Regions from separate parts of the Mus musculus genome. Here region 1 is linked to region 2. A link is a loop called in an ENCODE intact Hi-C map of the cell type or tissue named here. Cell type or tissue: heart. All regions are shown on one strand. Links, peaks and the distances in the headings refer to the core of each region. The heading gives the core; the rest is flanking DNA.

The links. Hi-C counts contacts between places; a loop is a spot of excess contacts. Peaks named below come from ENCODE experiments on the same cell type or tissue, not always from the same donor. Only the 100,000 strongest peaks of a DNase experiment are listed, where the experiment ranks them.
Region 1: it touches region 2 in a loop (2.3-fold over the local background); 2 of 42 quality-filtered maps call a loop at or near these places.

Annotation. Positions count from the first base shown.
Region 1 is chr6:108,167,984-108,177,120 of GRCm38, reverse strand. Sumf1 (sulfatase modifying factor 1) reads left to right here. Exons shown (of 9, transcript NM_145937.3): 2 at 960-1,133; 3 at 3,691-3,765. Among named protein-coding and RNA genes, the nearest start is that of Sumf1, 13 kb to the left of the region's middle. In heart, for the core only: no CTCF peak of the experiment used is centred there; no DNase peak of the experiment used is centred there.
Region 2 is chr6:108,108,331-108,117,467 of GRCm38, reverse strand. Sumf1 (sulfatase modifying factor 1) reads left to right here. Exons shown (of 9, transcript NM_145937.3): 9 at 8,882-9,137. The coding sequence ends at 8,992. Among named protein-coding and RNA genes, the nearest start is that of Setmar, 48 kb to the right of the region's middle. In heart, for the core only: no CTCF peak of the experiment used is centred there; no DNase peak of the experiment used is centred there; H3K27ac peaks cover 2,427 bases.

The DNA.
Region 1 (9,137 bases), core at 1,512-6,511, 60 kb before region 2:
CCTCAGTTGCTCTTCTACCTTGTTCATTGGTGCAGAGTAGCCTAGTCAAAGCCAAGGTCTCTGGTATGTCTAGTCTTAGTAGCAGGCCTTCTCTGAGGACGGCCCCGTCTTTCCACCTCCTGGGCCTGGAATAGCAAGCAGGTGGGCTGCCCTGTTCACCACTGGTTGTAACTCTGGCTCCAGGGCATCCAGCACCCTCGGTCCTCACAGGTGTCCCACCCATGAGCTTACATGCACAGGAACCATGACACAGACACCCACACGTACATTAAAAAAAAAAAAAAGATAAAATCTTTAAGTAGGAAAGAGTACAGTTTTCCCTTACCTCCTTAGTTCACTATTGCAGTTTTTCCAGACCTGTGTCCTTTATATGTCCAGATCTGTTGTGAGGTTCAACTAGAAAGATCATTTCCCAGAAGGATTTTCCCTTCTTTCTCTGACTTGTGATTCACTGTCATTAACATGTGGAGTGATTTTGCAAGTGTGTGTGTGTGGTGGTTTGTATGTGTGGGTACACAGAAATAAATGCATAAGTGGGGGCCTGAGGTTGACATTAGCTCTCTTTCTCAGTTGCTTCTCCATTTTGTTATTTTATTTCTGAGGAGCATCTATCACTGAACCTTGAGATCATTGATTCAGTCAGACTTGCTGGCTATTGAGCCCTTGGAATCCTCCTGCCTCTGACCCTGCATCCCCACCACTACTGGGGTTACAGATCTGAGCCACCATACATGCCTTTTATGGCTGCTAAGGATCCATACTCGGGTCCCTGTGACCGTGCAGCAAGCACTTTCCTGGTGGATCATCTCCCACGACCTTGATCTTGTTAGTTTTGCAAAAATTTCTGTGGTGGGGGGTTTTAAGCAGTGGGCGCTTGATAAGCGCTGAGAGCTTTGCGGCCCACACAGATGCACTTTGCTTTTGATGCGTGATGCCCCATGTTTGCCCTTTCATTGCAGATGGTCCCCATTCCTGCTGGAGTATTCACAATGGGCACTGATGATCCTCAGATCAGGCAGGATGGAGAAGCCCCTGCCAGGAGAGTCACTGTTGATGGCTTTTACATGGACGCCTATGAAGTCAGCAATGCGGATTTTGAGAAGTTTGTGAACTCGACTGGCTATTTGACAGAGGTATGGGCTTGCGGATGGGAGGGAAAACTGGCTGTTTTCTAGAACACTCAAGAAGGTTTAATAGCTAGAAACACTGAACACTTTGTGCCCAGCACTGTGATGGGCACTTTTTTTCTTTTCTTTAATCTAACTTCTCCCAGCAGCTCCGTGATGTACCAAGCTGTGAGTCAACACTGATACAACCTAACCATACTACTACTCAATGATTGCAAGCAGCGTGGACCACAGCCCTGCTCCCAACCCTCCGTGGTACTGTGGTAGTTAGTGTTTTAATCCACCTGACAGGGCTGCTGCTCACTAGGCTTTCTGAGAACACAGATGGCAGGACATTCTCCTCAGCACCTCAGATTGCCTGTCCCATAGGCGTTACACACTTCGTAAATGTGCAGGGCTCCAGTGCAGCATCTCGTCCTGTGGCTTTATCCCAGTGTGTGGGTGACTCAGCAGCCTTTTCCAGGGGTCACCGGATCCGTGCAAGGGGGTTGATTTTCTAGTTGATGATTGTTTCTGTGAGAATCTCAAATGTTCTTGGTTCCTAAATCCTGTCCCCTTTTATCTTGAAAACTTTACCCTTTTATTCAGTTTGTGGGGACCCAACTTAAAAAAATTGTCCCCTAACACCTCCTCTTTTATATTTAAAAAATTCATTTGAGAGTGAATGTCAAAGGTAAACCAGCATTTGGGTTCAGTTCTGCACCGCCTCATTTCTTTGGAATTTCCTAAAATATACCAAGTGGTTGTAAATTTTGGTTGTAGATATTTGTAGTAAGCTAAAGTCTCTATTCTTTTTGTTTCATATTCTTAAATCAATTTATAATCTAACTTAAAGAGAGAGGAGTAAGGGGAGAGGTAGGGAGAGAGAGACAGAGAGTGGCAGAGAGAGAGAGAGGGAGAATAGGTGACCATAGAGGCCAGGCGAGGTGTTGGATCTCATGGAGTTAGAGGTCCTGGTAGTTTCGGACTGCTGGAATTCCACTCTATTTTGTGAAAGAGTCTCTGTTTGAACCTGAAGAATGCACTTGTGGCTAGACTGACAGACCAGTGGGCCAGAATCTACCTAGCTCTGCCTCCCAAGCCTCTAGCACTGGGATCATAGATGTGTGTAGCCATACTTGGCTCTTGCTTGGTCAGAGAAGATCCTGATAGTTCATGCTTTAACCACTAAGCCATATCTCCAGCCCTAGAGGAGTTGTAAGAAAGGAAGGCTTTACAGAGCATAGTTCTTCTGGACGACTAGCCAGCAGGGGAGAATGGAAAGTCTCTGAGAATGAGCATGGGAACCACGCTATCCATAGAGAAGGATGAGTGACTAAGTGGCTTTGGTTGCTAGGCATCATGGTATCACTAGGAACACACAGATACTATCAGGGGTGAAGAAAACTTATCTCTGGTCAGTAAGAACAGTCTGGAAGCTCTGACCTGATGTATAGGGGTCAGGACTCAGTTAACTTTATCTGGTGAGGATAGGTTTGGAAGGGGACACTGGGGACATTCCAAGTACTGGTCTTGGTTGACGTGAAGAGACGGGGGAGCTCTGTGCATTTCTTTTGAGCTTGTTGTGGTAGAACCACTACATTTAACAGAGGCAGTTTGCTCTGGCCTCCTTCCAGCTCCACAATTAGAATCTCTGGGGTTGGTGAGCAGCAGTTTAAGTCTTAGCAAGCTGCTGTGTGAGCTCAACTGGATAACCTAGGGAGTTGCTGGCCTAGTGTAAGAAGTACACACAGGCCAGGCAGTGGTGGTGCAGGCCTTTAATCCCAGCACTCAGGAGGCAGAGGCAGGTGGGTTTCTGAGTTCGAGGCCAGCCTGGTCTACAGAGTGAGTTCCAGGACAGCCAGGGCTCTGTCCTGGAAACCCTCTCTTGAACTCGCACCTCCCCCCCCCAAAAAAAAGAAGTACACACAGGCCTGTGCAGAGCTCTGAGGAGCCCAGGAAGGCAGCCCTCATGTTACATGGATTTGGAAGAACAGTGGACTATGTAGGAGGAAAACTGAACAGTAGAGTCACAGGAAGTAAGGGACAAGGGATCCCACTTTCAGAGCAGATATCAATGAATGTTTGTGATACCACTGTTAAGAACTGTTTAAAATATAAATTTCCACCTGACGCTTAGATTGGCCCATGACAACTGTAAACACATAGAGCGTATCAGAGAACCAGCCATCAGTGCCGTTTAATTCTTTTAGGCAGATCCCAGGAGCAGGGCAGAGAACAAACAGCTTACTTGTGTAGTATTACATCTACTAAATAAAGTCATTTCTCAGAGTTATTTACAATATTGGGAGAAATATGTTTCCTTCCATGGGTCGTTCATCTTCTTAGAATCTAATCTTGTGCAGCCGGCAGTCTTATCAGCTAATCTGGTCTCACATGAAAACAGTCTCTTGAGGTACATGAACCTTCTTTAAGAGGAACTTAGATACTTTCAAGACATTTTGGGAAAACTCGCATTTACTTGGATAGGAAGAATCACCATAGTAGCATTGTGAAGAAAATGGCACCCTGGATGCCCTGACTCTAACATTTTCTGGCTTTTTCTTTTTTACTCTCCTTATAGGCTGAGAAGTTTGGAGACTCTTTCGTCTTTGAAGGCATGTTGAGCGAGCAAGTGAAAACGCATATCCACCAGGCAGTAAGTGATGTTTAAATAAGCTCTCATCAGAAACATAAGTACTACCTTCCTCTCCCGACTGGTGCCTAGCCATTCTCCCACTCTCTGAGTCACAGGTCCATGGGCCAGGGTACCTTCTCTGGCTGAAAATGTACAGGCCCAGGAAGATGTTTAGTTTCTGCCTGTCCCTTAGAGCGAGCGACACTGCACTGCAGAGTAGAATTCAGCCCTGTACTTTGTGTTTTACTTGCAGCCATTTTTAGAATGGAGGATAAATGAGAGCTACAGACTTCTGTTTTCAAAGTCTTGATCTTGGCAGGGGCTGGTGTGGACCTAGAGTTTCATAAGTATTCATGAATTCCTCTGTGCAAACTCAAGTCCGTGGAAGGAATACCTTTGCTGTGGCTGTTCATAGCAGATGGGGGCTGGGAACTAACTAGTCCTTAGAGGAAGGGCCATGCCATCATGTACAGAGCATACAGGGGTGTGAATTAAGTCTGTTTTTCTCAGACATCGAGGCCATTGACTAGGCTCTGTAAGTACCGTGTGTCAGAAAGAACTTGGGATTCTTTGGTCAGGCAATTTAGCAGGTCTGTAAATAATATCTGCTTGTGTATATCTCATGGATATGTAAAAACAAGAGAAAACGAGGTTAGCTGCGATATTGAGAGTTCTCACAGTGGGCAGAGACTGAAGAGCAGGAGACAGAGAGTGGGCCTTGAGGGCCTGCCAATTCAAAGAGGACAGACATGGAGGGTGAAGATAAAGAAATCCTACCTTAATCTTCCTCTTTTATGCAAGTTACCTTTAAATAATTTATGCCTGGGGGCTGGAGAGATAGCTCAGTGGTTATGAGCACTGGCTGCTCTTGCAGAGGACTTGTGTTCTGTTCATACTGACATGCAGGCTCACAGCCATCTATTAACCTTAGTTCTGGGGGATATGATGCCCTCTTCTGGCCCCCACAGGCACTGCAAGCTTGTGGTGCACAGAGTTACAGGCAGGCACCACCCCCCCAACCCCCTCTCCCCAATAAAAATCATAAAATAACAAAAAGTCCTGCCTGAGCTTCAGCCTGAAGTGTTGGCTTCACTGTGTCCTGTCCTGGGAGTAGCGGCATCAGGAAATGAGCCCCTTTGGGCTCATGCTTTCTCTTTGTGTTCCAATTATTGTAGCCCAGGTTGGGGTAGGGGGAGACGGAGTAATTAGGACGTGGTCTCAAATGGTATTCTGGCGAGTCAGGCCAATTTCCTTGCTTGTTTTAGTAAATGTTTAAATGATAAGATTGAACTCTTTTTGGATTCCAGTTTTCCAGTCAATATTGTCTCTTATATAAGCTGGCAGCCCTACCTCCACTGGCTTTTTTTTTTTTTTTTACAAGCATCTGTGTTCAACTTAGGGTAGTGGTGATGGCCCAGCAAGCATCGAGAGGGGTGGCTCCTGTTTTAAGATACGGGGTTCAGATGAGGAAGCCCGTGTGCTCCTGTTTCTGCGATTTGGCTTTCTGATGGAAGACCTCATGTCTCTTAGGAACCACTAACATGTCAGGCATGAAGGCAGAGGTGGAGCATTGAAGGCTCCAGAGGTGTCCTGAGTCAGAGTGAAGGTGTGTGTGCTGTAGCTAGGATGAGGACAAGCGCCTCTCACCTGGCTGCAGGGTTGGTCGCATGCTTAAATGCTTATAATGGAAAAGCAAACCTTTTAAGGTTGTTTTGAAAAGGTTGAGTAAGTAAAGAAGTCTGTTGATCTGGGAGGACCTTTTGTCATTTCCCTGTTGGCCTGACTTGCCTCTACTCATCAGCACCTTTGTAACTTCACATTTCTATAAGGTTGGATGTAAGATGTCCATGAGATGACGTTAGGTCGCCTTTAAGAATGGATGAGACAGGGCTGGTGAGATGGCTCAGTGGGTAAGAGCACCCGACTGCTCTTCCGAAGGTCCGAAGTTCAAATCCCAGCAACCACATGGTGGCTCACAACCATCTGTAATGAGATCTAACTCCCTCTTCTGGAGTGTCTGAAGACAGCTACAGTGTACTTATATATAATAAAAATAAATAAATCTTTAAAAAAAAAAAAAAGAATGGATGAGACAGAGGGAGAGCCCCAGGAGTTACAGTAACCTCCCCCTCTCATGCATCTTTAGGCCTTAAGCCAAAAGAAAGGCTCCTTTGAGTTCTGCCATGTCCCTAACATTTCACACTAGTTTGTTTTGAGCATAAAAAAAGAGGTGTAGGAATCTTGCTGAAGCTGTAGTACCTGATAAAAATAATGTAGTAATTGTGTTTATGTGGTTATTTTCAGAGTTATATTCTGTTTATACTGGTTTACACTAGTAATATGAACTGTCATTTTTTTTGGTGTTTAATAAAACACAAATATAGAAAGTCACCTGATTTAAATGTGTTACCTAGGACATTATCCTGAGGTGGAGCACACTTGTCCCTGAAACCTAGATCAGGAACCTGATTTGCTGCCTGCCCCAGCAGCCCTCTCCCACCCAAGTGGGTTCTTCCTTATGCTCATTATAGTGTTGTCACCTAGGGCTAGACCTTAAGTAGACTCATGCCCTTCAAAGAGATTTTGCTTGAAAGCATTGCTAGTATGCTTCCCATCGCACCCCCTTTTATCTTTTCATTAATTTTACCCTCCAAAGAGCACAGAGCCAGCTTGTAGACTTTCTCAGTATGGATTTTGCTGATTGATGGCTTCAGTACAGTTCACCTGTTGCCTGTGTTCCCTGCAGATGGTAGCTGTGCTCTAAAGTGTGATCAAATTCACGGTGTACCTGTGTCATGAATATCACAGTGATGGCCTCCCCTAGCACCGTGGTTCTCAACCTGTGGGTCTTGATCCCACAGGGCAGCATATCATATATCCTGCATATCAGATATTTACACTACAATTCAAAACAGTAGCAACATTACAGTTATAAAGTAGCAACTGAGTGATTTTATGGTTGGGGGTTACCATGACATGAGGAAGTGTGTTAAAGTGTCGCAGCTTTAGGAAGGTTGAAAGCCACTGCGTTAGCAGGAAGCAGCTAATGTCTATCTCGTCATCTTTTTTTTTTCATATCAGCTGATGCTATGCTGAGTGGCTCTGTCTATGAATTTACTGGGATTGTAGATGATGAGAGCCTAGATTTTTTTTTTTTAGTTTATTGATGGATACTTTAATAAAGTGATAGTTCCTCCCACTGCTGTTTTCTTAACATTGCTACAGGTTACACAGAACGACAGGTAAATGTGTGATTGTTTACTAGCTTTAAGGAAATGAATTAGTGGCCGAGAAAAATGGCTAAGTGGTTAAGAACACTGCCTGCTTTTCTAGAGGACCCAGGTTCAATTCTCAGTTCCTACATGTGTGTTAACAACCATCCTAAGTCCAGTCCAAGGGGATCTGATACTCTCTTCTGGTCTCTGTTGAGCATGTGCACAGACATATATGGAGGCAACATACCCATACACATAAAATAAAACATAGAAAGAAGTGAATCAAAGGTGGCTAGATCTACTTCTCACATACTACTAGGTAGGTGTGTGATTAAATGGAAACTCCTTTGTGTGTGTGTATGTGTGTGTGTGTGTGTGTGTGTGTGTATGTGTGTGCGTGAGTGAGAGAGAGAGAGAGAGAGAGAGAGAGCAGAGGTAGAGAGTTAGATGGAGAGATAGACAGACAGAGACAGATGGAGCGAGACACTAGGCTGGAACTGAGAGCCTCCTGAATGCTAGGTAAGCATCCTACCACTGATCTGTATCACCTAGCCATGAACTTGAAAAGGCTTCCTGTGTTCAAAAGCAGTGACGTGTGGCCTTCAGAAAAGATCATGATTCCAAGGAATCCATAACATGTTTAAATCCATGAATTTCTATTAAAACAAAACATTCTATTTTATTCATTTTTATTTTATTTTACTGATTTTGTTTTCCTTTCAAGGTGTGTGTTTTCATGCCTATCCTATGTAAATTAATTTTATTTCAGTCTTTACCTTTCTTACTTTTTATAAGATTCAACTATACGTTGTGTTCAAACCTACCATATTCAGTGTTGCAATTTTCTAGTTCCTGTTGCCCTGGTGTAGGAATAAAAAGAAAGAAATAGTATTTTTTTTTAACTTAGAAATTTTATTTCTTATTTGGACATATTAGCACACATTTGTGATCTCTGCAATTAGGAAACTGAGGCAGGAGTATTGGATCAGTGCTAATTTTGGCTACATAATAAGTTCAAGACTATCCTTGGTTGCATAAAAATCCACCTTAAACAAACAAATAAATAAACAGAAAACAACCCCAAACAAAATCTTTAAAGATAGTAATATTTTCTAGGGAGTTGTAAGAAAGGGCGTGTCCTTACTGAGTTTCCTGTGGTAAAATTATCTAGTTTAACTTTTTCAGTTCACAGCTAGAAATGGCTGTGATACAACCTCCGTCTCTTCATCTGCGGTCATGGTTTTATGTGTATTCGTTTGTGCATATGTGGATTTAGTTCTCTATAACTTTGATGCAACCATAGATATATGTAACCTACCGTTTTTTCAAAAAAAAATCTTTAAGAGTTTATGGATTTAAACCTGCTACAGATTTCATTCACTTAGAGCCATGATCTGTTTTGAAAGCCACACGTTGCTATTTTTGAGCACAGATTGATGTCTTTTGAAGTTCTTGTAGGTCCTGTTATGTTCCCTCCTCCTGCTTTAAACAGTTGCATTGAGATGTAGTTTGTACAATTCACCTTTTTAAGTGTACAATTCAGTGTTGGTTTGGTATATTTTTAGAGTTGTGTAACCATCCCTACAGGCTAATTTTAAGTTGTTTTCATGAGCCCATAAAGGAACTTTGTTCTTATTTGTAAGTCACTCGTCACCCTTGTTCTAGGTCCTTTTTAACTGAGCCTAGGAGTTCTTTGTGGCTTCTTTGGTTTTTCTGATGGTAGTATCTGTCCTGACTGCAGACTAGTGTTATCTTTTGCTGTAAGAAGCCTTGGTTTCTGCGATAGTTTCTTTTTTATGGCTGTGATAGAATGTCCAAACAAAAAGCAAGTCGGGGACTGGGGGAGACTTTATTTTGTCCTAAAGTTTCAGAGGGAAGAGTCCACTATGGCATGGTGACAGGAGCAGGAAACTGGCTTATCACACTGTATCCGCACACAGGGAGCAGAGAGAGAGTAAGTGGGACCAGGCTAATAACCTCCAAGTCTGCCCTCTGATGCACTTCCTCCAGCAAGCCTCCACCCTGTGAAGGTTCAATAACCTCCCAAGTAGCACTCCCAGCTGGGGACCACGTGTTCAGACCCACGAGGCTGGAAGAATGCTCTCTGTTCAAATCACAACTGCATCTTGAGGCAGGAGGGTTTCTGGGTCTCTCTACAGGGCATGTTAGTGCCTCTGC
Region 2 (9,137 bases), core at 2,138-7,137:
GCTGCATTAATATAAGATGTAGATAAGTTTAACTTTATGGAGTCCTAATTAATTAATTAATTAAAAATTTTGAGTAAGGGGCTTGGTATGCTAGGCAAGCTAGTCTCCACCTCCCCAAGCAAAGCATTCTTTCTGCCTGAAACCCCCATAAATGGGAGTACAGACATGATCTACCTTACAGGGCTCATGTCTCATGCTGTTTGTCAGTTTGTTTGCTTGCCTGCCTGCCTACCTACCTACCTACCTACCTACCTACCTACCTACCTACCTGCCTGCCTCCCTCCCTCTATCCCTCCCTCCTTCCTTCCCTCCTCCTCCTCCTCCCCCTCCTCCTCCTCTTCCTCCTCCTCCTCCTTCTTCTTCTCCTTCTTCTTCTTCTTCTTCTTCTTCTTCTTCTTCTTCTTCTTCTTCTTCTTCTTCTTCTTCTTCTTCTTCTTCTCTCTCTCTCTCTCTCTCTCTCTCTCTCTCTCTCTCTCTCTCTCTCTCTTTGAGATGGGGTCTCACTGTATATCTCTGGCTTGTCTGGAACATACAACATAGATCAGGCTGTCCTTGAAGTCACAAGGATCCACACACCTCTGCCTTCTTAGTGCTGAGATTAAAGGTCTGTGCCATCATGCCCAGCCCCTCATGTCCCATAGGAAATAAACAATTTTTTGAAATTAAGTATTGAGCTACTGTAGTTGTTATATTTCATACCACATTAAGGATATTCAAAGTTTTTAAACATCAATGAAATAGATTTTGCTACATGCTTTTTGTACATCTGTTGAAACAGTGTTCTTTTCCTTTTTAGTCAGTTAATACAGTATAATATGATAACGTACAATGATTGATTTCCATTTGCCTGGTTTTGTTTGTTAGTTTGTTTATGTATTTATTCTTGACTCAGTGTCTCACTATGTAGCCAAGACTAAGTTTGAAGCCCTGTGGACCCCAGACTCTCACATTAGCACCAGACCATGTCCAGCTTGACCATGTCTCACCTCTGAGCCATCACTGCGCTCTCGCTGACTGTTTCACTGAGTCATGATATGCTGTCTGTGTTATAAAGTTTAGACTCAGTTTTCTAGAATGTTGAGAACTTTTACATATAGTTAATGATAAGTAGAACCTTTTTGTTGTTCCTAGTAATTTTTGTGTGCTTTTGGTATGTTGCTGTGTTCATAAATTTAACTGCAAAGTAGTCTTGAATCTTAAGGTGTTTTTAAAAAATATTTAATATTAAAGAAGAGTTCATGTAAAATTAACGTCATTTCTTTCTGAAGTGCTTGGTAGAATTCCCTCTTAAAGACATTTGGACCTAGACTTGTGCATTTAGCCCACTTTTTCATTACTATAATGAAAACCCAAAACAATTACTTTTTTTAAAAAAAAGAGAGAGAGAGAGACTTGGGCTGGAGAGATGGCTTAGTGATTAAGAGCACTGACTGCTCTTCCAGAGGACCTAAGTTCAATTCCCAGCAACCACATGATGGCTCACAACCATCTGTAATGGGGTTCTATGTACTTTTCTGGTCTGTGTCTGAAGATAGCTACAGTGTACACATATAAGTAAAAATAAAATAAATCTTAAAAATAGTAGACTTTTTTGGCTTATGTTTTTAAGGCTCCAAAGTTGAGGAACATCATATGGTGCTTATATTCATGCTGGGTCCAGAGATTTTCTAAGGCATCATATGGGAAGTGATGGTGTGTGTGTGTGTGTGTGTGTGTGTGTGTGTGTGTGTGTGTGTAGTGTTTTGTGTGTGCACATTCATAATGATTGTTCTTACTCTTTGTATAAAGTCAATAAGATTCAAGCATAGTGACTCCACCCAAATGACTTTCTCTAATCCCAATCACCTTCCCCACAGCCCTCACCTCTAAACAACTTAAGGGTAGGCCTCACCCCTGTCAGAGCTTTCAGGGATATACTCAAATCATATGGAGATAAAATTTTCTTGTTTAATAGATGCTTGGCTTTGTAGATTATCTGTTTCTACTTGGGTACACTCTGGTAATTCTGTCTTTTAAATAATCAAATCTTTTATATGAATTTTTGAATTTATTATTTCAATCTCTGTTTTTTCATTCATTAGTTAAACCAATTATGTTTAATGAAATTATTAATATTATTGGGCTTGAATTAGGTCTCTGGAGGTTTTGTTTTTTTTCCTTTGCTTTATCTGTTCTTTTTTATTCTTTGTCTTTTTGGATTAAGGTGTTTGTATCACTTTATTTTGCTCTCCTTAGGCTTGTTATCTGTGACCCTATTTTAAAATGAGTGGCTGATGTAGAGCCATGTTAATGATTAACTTTTCCTAGTCAACCTGTAGAGTACATCTTGTGAACAGTAGAAGGACAAAACTGGATGAAATTAGAATTTTTCCAGAGAAAATGGCAATTCCAAAAATAAGTAAGAAGAATGAATATTATAATTAATTTTTAAAATATAAAGAATGTGGTGGCGCATGCCTTTAATCCCAGCTCTTGGGAGGCAGAGGCAGGCAGATTTCTGATTTTGAGGCCAGCCTTGTCTACAGAGTGAGTTCCAGGACAGCCAGGGCTACACAGAGAAACCCTGTATCGAAAAAAATCTAAATAAATAAATAGAAACATAAAGAATGTTATAAATTAATTTTTAAAATATTTGTTTTTATTTTATATGTTGAGTAATTTATCTACATATGTCTGTGTAAAACTTGTGTGTTGAATACCATTAGAGTTATAGAGAGTTATGAGCTACCATGTAGGTTCTGGAAATTGAACCCAGGGCCTTTAGAAAAGCAACCAATATCCTTAACCACTGAGCCATCTCTCCAGCCCTATATTAATATGTAAAATTCTCTGACTAGAAGGTAATATACTTTTGGTCATAAATCAAGGTCATTTTGCATTGTTAAAGTAAACTCTAATAATTATGTCTAGTTTTTTAAAAGAGAGTGATTTTGTTAATTAAGAAAATCTTGTGGGTATGTATGTGTGTTTATGTGTGTGTGTAGTATGGTGTTGTACCTACATGGATGTCTGCATACCACTTGTATTCTCAGTGCCATGGAGGCAAGAAGAGATCATTGGATCCCCTGGCACTAGAGTTACTAGTAGTTGTGAGCCACCATGTGGGTTCTTGGAATCAAACCTGGGTTCTCTGGGAATAAGTGCTTATAACTGCTGAGCCATCTCTCCAGACCCCTCATTCCTAGTTTTTAACAGTGTGACTAAGTTACAGGAAGGAGATGGAGACACGAAAGAGGTTTTGAGGTAGTACAGCAACCAGTTAAGAGCATAGGCTACCATTCCCTGATCTGCCGCTCACATGATGTGGCCTTAGGCACACCATTCATGTCTCTTGGCCTTGGGTTTTCCTCATGTGTGTAATGCACATGCTATTTATATCTTTCTCATAGGGTTATTGGAAGAATGCACAGAGTCAGTATATGTTGAGTTGAGGGAACAGTTCACATACTAAGTACTCAAGTATAGACTTTGGTTCTTGGTGTTGTTTGGTTGATACCTAACATTCCAATGTAGGATCTTCATTCCAGTTCTCAGTATCAGTGCTACCCTTCTACCAGAATGACAAAGGACTTGGTCTAGTGTCATTTGAAAGAGCAATGGTACGTCCTAGGTTCTGGTACCGGCTTCCTGAGACTGATTTCCTATGAGATACAACTGCCTTAAAAATGCCCTTTATCTGAGAAACAGTTTTCCTCTCATGGAAACCATATTTCTGTCCCACTTGAGTTGAAGCCTCCAGGGTGGTAGGTCATTATCTTAACTGGATTGGTTCCTGAGCTAAGAGCACATCCTTAGCACAGATACTGAGGTCACTTTTACAGAGTAATTAGCCATTTTGATGAAATCAGGCTGAAACAGGTCCCTCCTTCTACTCCCGTTCTTAATTAATAGAATGACCCATTTTCCAGCCACCCAAAGACCTAACTTCCTTTAAGAACCACTTTTCATGCTGAAAATAGAAGTAGAAATCTATAAAGAACAACCAGAACATTCATAACCAGGACATTTGCTCTTTAATTGTGTCTCATTAGTGACCCATTATTGAAGTTTAAGAGAACTACTTATTAATACATATTTTCTGAGTGAATGGATGTGTGTAAGTAGAATGATAGTAGCATGAATTGACTCTTTGCAAGTGCTGGGCCTGAGCTCTCAGCATGCTTGTGTGTGTGTGTGTGTGTGTGTGTGTGTGTGTGTGTGTGTGTACGGGCAAGAGCACATGCACCCTACCGCTTGGGGAAGTGCTTTACCACCAAGTGATGTGCCCATCCCCTCACCACGTGTATGGTGAGGCTTTCTTTTTTGGATTCAGATTTTCATAGTTATTTGGTTAATGGAAGGCCTCAGGCACTGCTGTGACCCAGTAGTAAAACCTTTAGTGGTTGCTGATTTTCTTGAAAGTGTTTTGGTATACAAACAAAACAATTTCATTGCATAAAATTCAGAAAAGAAATAAAATGAGAAAGATGGCAATGAAAAATCAGATATCTTATGTCTTGGAGAAAAGTATTAGATGGTATTCTGCCATGAGTTTCATATACTTTAATAAAGTATTTTTCAAAATTGAATTATTTTGTGTTATACTCCAGATTTTCAATTATGGTCATAATAACACTTTGTATATCACCAGTCGTTTTCTAGTGTCTTGTGTCATAGATGCAGAATCCTTTCAACACTGTTCTGAGCAGGCACTAAAAGGTCACCAGCGCTGCTGCAGCCTGGCTCCTGTAGCATACAGAATAATCCATGCAAGGAGCACGGCAGTCCCGTGCCTTAGCCTCAGCGCTGTCCTCCAGCTGTGCTTCAGCCAGCATGTAACCTGCTCCTGCCATCCAGGTAGCTCACGTGTACCCACAGCTGGAGCTGGAAGAGGTGTGTGTCATCTTCCCTGCAGACAACTCAGAATCTCAGAGGCCTGATCTAAGCGGGACAGTGATGCTCGTTTCTGTGAGGACAAGGCTCAGTGACAGAGTGTGTGTCCCCAAAGGAAAGCATTTGTACTGCTTGCTCTGCAGACTGGTTTGTTGGTTTCTTTGGGAGGGCTTTGTTTTGGTGTTTCCATTTTTGCCGTGCTGAGGATTGCTTGCTCGTGGTAGGCACGTGTCGAACAGTGAGCCCAGTCTCCAGGCCAAGACGAGTGTTCTTATGCACTTTTATGGCCGGCTTTATTTTATCAGTGAGGACAGATTCTGGAAGGCTCTGCCTAAGGTTAAATAACCACTGAGATTGGGGTTTTTTTCCTTGCTGGTCAAAAGATTAGCAAAATGTTTATTACAACTTTCACTTGTTCTGAGCCCAACCTCCTCAGACAGTGGACATGGTGGTGTGATTCTGGTTATTTCTCTGCTCACATAGCTTGCTTTTTACATTAACCATCTTTGGCTAATTTTCTCTGGAATTCCAGTTTTCCAGTTCTTTGGGCATCTCAACTCCTTCTCAGAGAGTCTTTTCCAAACCACCCTCTAAACAGCAGCCACTGTTGCTTACAGTTGTCCCTCCCCACTTTTCCTTTCTTCAGAGCTGACCACTGCTGGGAGCAGTGTTGAATGCTCCAGCCAGTTTGCAGTCTGACTCCTCCCTTTAAGTGGCAGCCCTCTGATAACAGGTTCCTTGTCTGTCTGCTCTGATTGCATTCCTCATGCCTGAAATTGCAGCTGCCATACTACAAGCACTCATATATTTAGTAGAACCTTGCCATGATGTGATCAGGCTATGTAGATTCTGCTGTTGTTTTGCCTAATTTTTGCCCTTTTTGTGCTTCTGGTACCACTCTTTAGCCCCGTAATCTGCCTGCCATCCTCCTTTACAAATTGCTAAGTAGGAAAGGAGATAAAATTTGAAATTTAAACAAAGACAGTATCTAGTAAAAAGAAGATTTGAAGTTTAATCTCAAAATAAATAAATAAATAAATAAATAAATAAATAAATTGCTGCTATTCAAAGTGTCCCCCAGGGGTTGATGAGGGATGGGAAGCTTGTTAGAAATGTACCCTGAGGACCACAGAAGCACCATGGAAGCAGATGTCTGGATGTCTGGGTATAGCCTAGGAGGGGTATTTGGACAACCTCTTCAGTCTGTTTGTCTGTCTCTCCCCCCTCCTCCTCTCTCTCCTCCCCTTTTTCTCTCTTCTTCTTCTTCTCTCGCTTTCTCTTTCTGTTTGTCTATATGTCTGTCTGTTCCCAGAGTATTAGTTACTTATCTTGTTGCTGTGATAAAATACCTTGGTTAAGGCAACCTAAGGGCCAGTGAGAAGATTGGTGGGTGGAAGGAAGTATATTCCAGGACTGATGAGTGTCATTGGATAACTGGAGTATGCAGCACACAAACAGAATAAATAACTTAAAAGCAGCTTATGAAAGAAAATGTTTATTTTGGCTAACAGTGCCATGGTAGTCTATCATGACATGGAAGTCATAATGCTTATAGCTTAAGGTAGCCAGTCACATTGTATCCATAGTCAGGAATCAGAGAGGAACAAGTGCTGGGGTCCAGCTAGCTTTCTTCTTTTTATGTAGTCTACAGCTGTAACATAGGGACCGATTCCACTGGTATTTAGGTTGGGTCTTCCCACATTTGTTAACCTGATCAAAATAATCCCTCACAGGCCTGGGCAAATGTTATTCTTTGGTGATTCTAGATCCTATCAAATTGACAGCGTTAATCATCACAAGTTCATTCTGAGAACCATGTGTGTCACCTAGGCCTTCCTAGAGACATTGACACACTGCAAGTGACCCTAATGACTAACTTAGCTCAAGGCTGTTGGTAAATTTTTGATGCATACTCATTGTTTTCTCATCTGTCTGTGGCCTCCAAGAAGCCAGGCCAGGACCACGCCTAGACCTGGGCATGTTCTCCTGGTGTATACAGTCAGGAGATGGGTGCTTGGTTGTTTTCATCGTGTGTGGCCCCTTCTCGGGATAAGACTGCCAGAGTATTCAGTGTGCCCCCACCCCCACCCTCCTTGAGCTTGACCTTGGCTGCAGTGTGGAATTCACTGCATGTGTGTGGTTTCCTAGAGGCGTCCTGTCATTTCTCAGCAGTCTGGTGCCTGTGCTGAGGATTCTCCTGTCTCCTCACACAGTTCCTGCCAGACATTGGGAAGCTTCTGTTGATGCCAATCACACAGATGCGGAGGCATCACCTTATTATTTCAAGCACATTCAAGCTTCATCTTCTGTCTGTCGACCTGAGATTGGGAGTACATTCTGTCCCTCACTCTCCACACGGAGAACTGGTTGCTATTGTTTTATTATCTATAGAAGATAGAGCATTATGCCTTCCTTTTTTTTTCCCCGTGGGGAAAATGCACCAGAGAATTTCCATGTCAGCCTCAAAGATAATTTTTATGGAGATTAGAAGCATCTGACTTTTTGTGAAAGAAAAGAAATAATAGGAATTTAAAAAAAATGTCTTGCATGCTGACCTATTTTTTTTCCCTTCCCACAAATTATCTCTTGTGTGTGAGTTCCCAACTTGTCCATGATTCTTTTTGAAGTGTCTTTTACCAGCTGGCAGCAGTGGGTTCAATGGGCTAAATCTTGGCTGACGCTCATGGCTTCCAGGATGACTAGTCTGTTCTTATTTCATGCTATTTTTGACCTGGAGAATGACCTTCGCAAGAGTTCCATGCATGGTTATTTTGGAATCTTGCAGGTTTAAGATGCTGTGCTAGTAGTCCACAGATACGTGTCCTGTATGTTTGTGTGGATGTGTGTGAGCAGGCTGTGTGTTAGTGGTAGAAGAAGACATGAAATGGACGGTACCCTTTGCACCAGAAGTCTAGACTTGCTAAGAAAGGAAGCACACTACAGTTTGTTCAGAGTGGAATCCTGCTTCCTTTAACACTTGTGTCACCTTCTGTAACTTGTTCCACTTGCCTGGGCGTTTACAATCAAAATAGCAGAGAAAAGTGCCTGATACCATGCTGAATATGTCCTAGGAAAGCAATGCCCATTTTGTGTGAGCATTTATTCTCTGCTCTTTCACAATTAGAATGAAGTAATCCAAACCCTAACGTATAGTGTTATTATTACTGTGATTTAAAATTCTGAGGTATTGGGAAGAAAGTGATTTTCCAACAGCTTTTCATATATTTTAAGTTCCTATGATAACTTTTTTTTGCCAGTATGTCTATTATCCCATGATATTTGGTTCTGTTATTAATCTTTTTGTTGCCATTTATATCTGTTCTTTTTTTTTTTTTTTTTTCCTTTGAGACAGGGTTTCTCTGTGCAGCCCTGGCTGTCCTGGAACTCCCTCTGTAGACCAGGCTGATCTCGAACTCAGAAATCCACCTGCCTCTGCCTCCCAAGTGCTGGGATTAAAGGTGTGTGCCACCACTGCCCAGCTATATCTCTTCTTATAATGTTAAAAATTGATATAATATGCCAAAAATTAGAAGCTGTGCATTAAAGGATAATGATTGTGAGTGTGTGCATGTTATAATCTCATGGGTCTTTTAGTCTTTTTTTTAGCATATGATTATATAGGTTAGATGATACTGCATGCACACACACACACACATACATACACAAACATGATTCTTACTTTATGGTAGCCTGCTGACTAGACAATCACATGGATAACCATGGAAGGTTACTGATATTTTGGGGGGTGTTATAAGTGGTGGTGGCCTTTCTGTCATATGTAGGTGCTACTTCTAAGGTAAAAGATACTGGCTGGCTGACTCTTTGAATATGCTCTGCTGTCTTTTGCCAAGCGTACAGCACACAGAATATCTTAAGAAGGCATTTCAGGAGCAGCTCTTCCTTCAGGTAGCTCTGAGTTCTCTGTACCAGGTATTTTTGTGAAGCTGTAACTAACGTAAGCCCTAAGCCAAGGGTTCCAGGATCTCTTACGGCATGTTATCTGTTATAGTCCTATTGCTATAGGTACCGCTGTGCAGCTCGAAGCCAGAACACACCAGATAGCTCTGCATCCAACCTGGGATTCCGATGTGCAGCCGACCACCTGCCCACCGCAGACTGACAGCCAAGAGGAGCTTTTCCAGATTCAAGAAGGCGTTTCTTACTCGCAGCTGGCCTCCCCTGGAAATCTGAACTGATCTCATGTAAAGTATTCCCATCTACGGAGGATTCCATGTCCACCCAGTGGCCAAAGGAACTGTCTCGCG